Linked DNA regions of Homo sapiens: region 1 is linked to region 2. A link is a loop called in an ENCODE intact Hi-C map of the cell type or tissue named here. Cell type or tissue: ascending aorta. All regions are shown on one strand. Each heading gives the region's core, and the rest is flanking DNA. Links, peaks and the distances in the headings are about the cores only.

Region 1 (2,910 bases), core at 118-2,617, 220 kb before region 2:
CCCAAAGTGCTGGGATTACAGGCGTGAGACACCGTGCCTGTCCAGGAGTGTGGTTTTGCTGGAGCCTGCAGTGTGGTCCCCGGCAGGACCCATCTCTCACTGGGCCTGTTTCCCACCTTTTACATCAGGGCAAGGGTCCTATCTGATGTCACCAAAGAACCCTGAGTAGCTCCTAGCAGAGGGTGCTTGACATTTTCCCTAGTTCGAAATTAGCAGTCAGCACACGTGTCTGTTAAGGGCCAGAGAGTAAAGATTTCAGTCTTTCCAGGCCATACGTATGGTCTCTGTCACAACTACTCTCCTCTGCCACTGGAGCTCAAAAGCAGCATAGATGGTATGTGCATGATCGAGCAGGGCTGTGTCCCAGTGAAATGAGCAGTGGACAGATTTGGCCTCAGGCTGTAGTTTGCTAATCCTTACTTTGATTGCCTAATGGCATTAGATGGAATCTGCATAAAATTAGTACATCCAGCCCTACTTGGGTACAAGCTCCATTTCTTGTGTCTTTATAGTGGGTGCAGGTGGGGCTTGGAGGGTCTCCGTCCCTTCCTGTCACTTTGCTGGCTGGGAAATCAGAAGACCAACTGCTAACTGACTAGCCTGGAGCAGCCTTTGTTGCTCTGAACCTCACTTTCCCCATCTGTAAAATGGGAAGGTTGGACTATGGTTTCTCAAAGATTCTTTCCAGCTCCAAAATGTTCTGAATTCTAGTTAGAAAGGAAATTAACGTTTTCTTCCCTGGAGGTTGTGGTTTCAGTTTGTGTCTTTGGTCACCAAGACAAAGTGGATAGGGTAATTTGGTGTTGTGATCTGCACCCCAAAGGGCACTTACTTTCTGGGGCACCCCATCCTAGCAGAGACCCCTCAGTCTCAGGAGCCAGTTGGGTAGGGATAATCCTTATTGCTTTCTTGGCCCACATAGTGTCCTGAAAATAAGGCTTCACCTGTGAGTTGCTGCATGATTCCAGGTGATGAACGTTAACCTCTCTAGCCTCCTGTTCTCCACCTGGAATTGCCCCCTGTGTAGACTGGGTGGGAGGAGCAGGTGAGGAAAAAAAGGAGAAAGAAGCTGGGCACGGTGGCTCATATCTATAATCCCAGCACTTTCGGAGGCTGAGGTGGGTGGATCACTTGAGGTCAGGAGTTCGAGACCAGTCTGGCCAGCATGGTAAAACCTCGTCTCTACTAAAAATACAAAAAATAGGCAGCCATGGTGGTGCACGCCTGTAATCCCAGCTGTTCGGGAGGCTGAGGCATGAGAATCACTTGAACCCGGGAGGTGGAGGTTGCAGTGAGCCGAGATTGTGCCACTGCACTCCAGCCTGGGTGACAGAGTAAGACTCTGTCTCAAAAATATAAACTAAAAATGAAGGAGAAAGAGATGCTTTGGAAATGCAAACAGCGCTAGGGCTTCATTAAGACGATGACATGTCTTGTGGTTGTTCCAAGGGAAGACATGCTATACAGGGAGGAAACATCCCCACTTGGCTTCAAGGAACTAGATCAGTCCTGGTTCAGCCAAGGCCCAGGCACGCCCACGTGGGCCTGGACTTTCTGCCGTGCTCACATGCTGCAGCTGCCAGTTGGCTGGGGCTGGCTGCCTCCAGTCTCCTTCTCAGACACTCCGCCCAGTTTTGGGTGGCCTGGGGACTGGAGAGGTGCTCCCTGGGAGACCTGGAAAGCAAACGGCACAGCAGTCGGGAGCCCCGGTCAGCTTCTTGTGCTGACTTGGCTCATTCTACCACTAATGAACTCGGGACACTGCCTGGACTCTTTCCTGATTGGAATCATGGGATGGGGTGGTACCCGCATGGATACCTCTGTTTCTGTGGCAAATCATCCACTTAGTAAATATTCATTACTTATTAGGTTCCAGGTATTGTGCCTGGAATACGTGGTAGTATTATGTAGATATTGTTGCTGAGGTTTTCCTAATTGCCAGGCATCAGACTAAATATTACACAGGTTAGCCCATTTGATCCTCACAACAACCCTTTCCAATTTACAGATGGGAAAACTGAGGCTAAGTGGAATTATCTAAGTCAGTCAGCTGGTTAGAGGCAGAGCCAGGATCTGGGTCTGTAACTGGACATCACTGGGGGCTCTGCCTTTCCCCAGGTCAGCTGGGAGATGTCACTAGGGGGGTCCGAAGCACGACTAGACCTACTCGTGTGTTGTCATTTGTGGAGTGGGCCTGGTTTAGATCTCCCCCGTCAGTCATTCTGGTTTCTTGCCGTGGAGTGGCCTCCCTTCCACCTTCTTCAAAGCCACCCAATTGGGGTCATTTTCCTAGCTTGCTGGATGGAGCTAATTACAGCATGCTCCTGGTCCCTGGCCCTTCCATGTGCATCTGTCTGGTGAGAGATAGGTGGAGTTCTGGGCTCTCTGTTTCTGGCTGCTCAGCAAAAATCACTCAGAAGAGGTTTTGTGAAAGCCTTTGTGGGCCTCAGCCATAACTGGCTGGGCCTGGGAGGTGCCCAGGTATCTGCATCGTTAGAGCAAGCTCTCTAAGGGGGCTCTTCACAGCTGCTGGGTCTCCGGGCAGTTGGTAATTTGGTGTGGGCTGAGTGCACAGGTGGTGGTACTGTACCTGTTCTGCAGGGGTCCTGAGGGGCTGGCACCTCTCCGGGCTGTTTTCCAACAGCCCCTGGTCGTGCCGAAGCACCTGTCCTGCCTTTCTGTTCCAGGCCACTCAGGTGTACCAGGTCAAGAGGCAGCCGTGTTTGGTTCCCCTCAATGAGTCTGGCTCTGGCAAAACCATGGCTCAGGCATGGAGCTGGGCAGTCCCAAGCTTGGTCCTCAGCCCTTTCCCTTCAAAGCCAGTTGGGTGAGTTCCTTGACCTCCCTGAGATTCTCTTTTTTCACCTATAAAACCCATGTTTCTAGCTGCATCTCAGAGTTGCTGTGCAG
Region 2 (2,910 bases), core at 291-2,790:
CTGTTGTGGGTAAAGCCAAGTGTGACTAATGTCTTCAGAGGGAGAGCATCAATGATTACCCTCCACCTCGTTAATTCTAGGAGCTCAGCTTAGATCCTGGGAACCTTTATCCAAAGGGAGAGAAGAAGAAGATGTTAAAATTCTGTTTATTTCTGAAATTCCTTCTTGGGCATCTTATAGCTCTCGTCACTCATTCAACAGACTCGTAATGAGGCCCACTCACTGCCTGGCACTGAGCTCAGCCCTGGGAGGCAGAGATGAGTGAGCCTGCACCTCTGAGACACACAAGTGAACAGCAACGAGAGCGCCATAGGAGCGGCTGCAAGGTAGGCTGTGGGAGCCCAAGGGAGGTGCCTACCAAGCTGCCCAGGGCTGCCAGGATAGGTGTCCAGAGGAGGGTGCCCAGAGCTGAGTATGGGAATACCGAGAGGTCTGGGCCACATGAACGGGTGGGTGGGAAGGAAGGACATCCCTGGGGTAAGGACAGCACGGACCCGAAGGCACAGACGAAGTTCCTTCATGCTTTTGGGAGTAGAGATGGACGTGGTTTTGGTTTCTGACTACACCACCTCTAAGCCACCTCTCCCAAAGTCCTTGAACTCCCAGGAAGCACCAGCAGATGTTCATTAGCGGGTGGGGAGAAAGGGGACTGGAGTCGCTTGCCAGGGCAGCATGCTCGGAATAAATGCCTGGGCGGTGCTGCAGAGCTTAGCACCTGGTCTGGAGCCAGTTTTGATGGGGCTGGAGTGATCGGGGGCAGTGGAAAGGAGCCTAATCATTGTTCTTAATTATTATGGTGACTTTTTATTAGGAATCCCGGCTGCCCAGACCATAAGGACGTGTGCCCCCCACCTCCGTTGGAGCATAATTAGGGGGAATATTTGGGGGAGACTAATGAGGTTGGCTTAGGTAAGGAATGGAAATAAACAGGAGAGGGCTGCTTGGCGCAGGGGGCTTTAGGGCCAAGCTTATATTTGAGGCAGCATATTGTTGCTAGCTGAGGTTCTTGTTAATGTGCCCAGCCGCTCTGGGCTTTGGGGGCTGAGACACTACAATTTGTTATGAGTATGAGGGCCATGATGTGGGGACACTGGAAATTTCCACCCTGATAATGAAGAAGGCAGCCATGCCACTCCTGGGGTCAGTTCCCATCCACTGTGCAGGATGATTGTGGCTGAGCCCCAGACCTTGATTCATACAAGACATCACCCTGCCCAGTCTAGCCATCCAGAGAAAAGAAATTATTTTTCTATATGAAGACTAGAGCAGCTATAGAACAAGACCCCTCTCTTAACTGGAAAGCCCAGCCCTACCACCTCCTACAGGAAGCCTTCCCTGATAAATATGCACATTAACATCCATTCTCCCTGTTCTATCTCTGTAACTGTTACTACTATTGCTCTTGGCATATGCTAGTATCCTTTACATGTCACATGCCAGTCCCTCTGGTTAGATGTGAGGACCCAGAAAGCAAGGACTGTGTCCTGGTCACCTTGACACTCCCAGTGCCCAGGACAGCTTGACATGCCAGATTTTCAGATGTTTGTTCAGTTGAGTTGACTTGAGCCTGGGTCCACTCACATACAGCTGATCACGACCAGTTGTCCACAGGTGGGTCACAGAGGCTAGGGGGCAGCAAAAGAAGAGACTGAGGGTCAGGCAGGCTTTCAGAGTGAGCACACGAGGCAATGGCCCAGGGACAGGTCCAGTGGTGGCAGAATTGGCCTCACCAGAGGTTGGCTCATGTACTTCTTCAGTGTGGCTGCAAGAGTTCTGTGACTTATCCCCAAGTCTATAGGACAAGGTCCCCAAAGGACACCAGAAGAAAGCTGAGGAGCCTCGGGGCCTGCTGCAAGCCACCAGCAGCCAAGGGGCGCTTCTCAAACCTGCTCTCCTGGTCTGGGTGGCAGTGGGGTTGCAGGGGAGAGACGGTGTTGGAGGTGGGATGGTGCGGAGGTGTGCCCAGCAGCCAGGTGGATGGGAAGCCATATTAGGGACATTGGCTGAAGACAGGGGCGAGGGCTCTGTGGAGAGAGGATGCTGGATTTGGGGCCAGCCACCTTGACCACACCAGAAACACTCTCTTGGCTTCTGAGTCCTCGTCCATCGCGTGGGAGGATGGCTTCTCCTTTCCCACTGCACAGGCCTGGCTCCCGCGGACGTCCCCTGCTGGGGAACTGCTTTTGAAGTCCAGAGGAAGGAACGATGACCTCTAACTGGGGCAGTACTGAGGACCCAGCAGAAAGGGCAATGTATGAGGCTTCGAGGAGGAGGTGGCTCCTGGGCTGGCTGGAAGGAGAAGTAGGTTTTGGCAAATGAAGCTGGCAGGACAGTCAGACAGGCAGACGGAACTTGGTGGCAAGAGCACGGTGGTATGGAACGGGTAGCACATTGACAGCCTGTCTGTGAGCCTGGCCTGTCCCTTCTGTCTCCTCTGTGGGGCCGAGCAGGGCATCCTGCTGTGGGCTGAAAGCTTCTGGTGGTGCCCACTTCCCCCAAGCCTTGCTCCACCCTGTGATATCTACTGCAAGAGGCTCTCCCGCCCTCCAGCTTTAGTGGGGCTCAGACAATGGGAGCACAGGCAGGTGAGGGAGAAGGAGGCCAGGGCACTTACTCCCTGACTCTGACCATTTGGGGCTGCTTTGGGGTTCACTGTGTCCCTCAGCCAGATGACTCTTTTCAAAGCAACTCTCTCCTTCTGGGATCCTTGCCCCTTTAGGCAGAGGGGTGGTAGCAGCAAAGCTAGTCACGGAGCACTGCACTGTCCCTCGCATCACCCCTCGCCTGCCAGTACCTGTGTGAAGTTGGTCCAGTCCTTTAACCTCCTCAAGTATCCCAATGTGAGAGTGCCAATACATCCCATGTGGCTGAATGGTAGGGGAATGGGATAGGGAAGAGAAAGAAGCGTAG

What was found. Peaks named below come from ENCODE experiments on the same cell type or tissue, not always from the same donor. Only the 100,000 strongest peaks of a DNase experiment are listed, where the experiment ranks them.
Region 1: it touches region 2 in a loop (2.4-fold over the local background); 5 of 110 quality-filtered maps call a loop at or near these places.

Annotation. Positions count from the first base shown.
Region 1 is chr2:120,843,924-120,846,833 of GRCh38, forward strand. The region is part of intron 2 of GLI2 (GLI family zinc finger 2); the gene reads left to right. Among named protein-coding and RNA genes, the nearest start is that of GLI2, 110 kb to the left of the region's middle. RefSeq lists an enhancer at 2,236-2,736. In ascending aorta, for the core only: no CTCF peak of the experiment used is centred there; a DNase peak (open chromatin) is centred at 1,610.
Region 2 is chr2:121,063,701-121,066,610 of GRCh38, forward strand. No RefSeq gene overlaps it. Among named protein-coding and RNA genes, the nearest start is that of TFCP2L1, 220 kb to the right of the region's middle. In ascending aorta, for the core only: no CTCF peak of the experiment used is centred there; no DNase peak of the experiment used is centred there.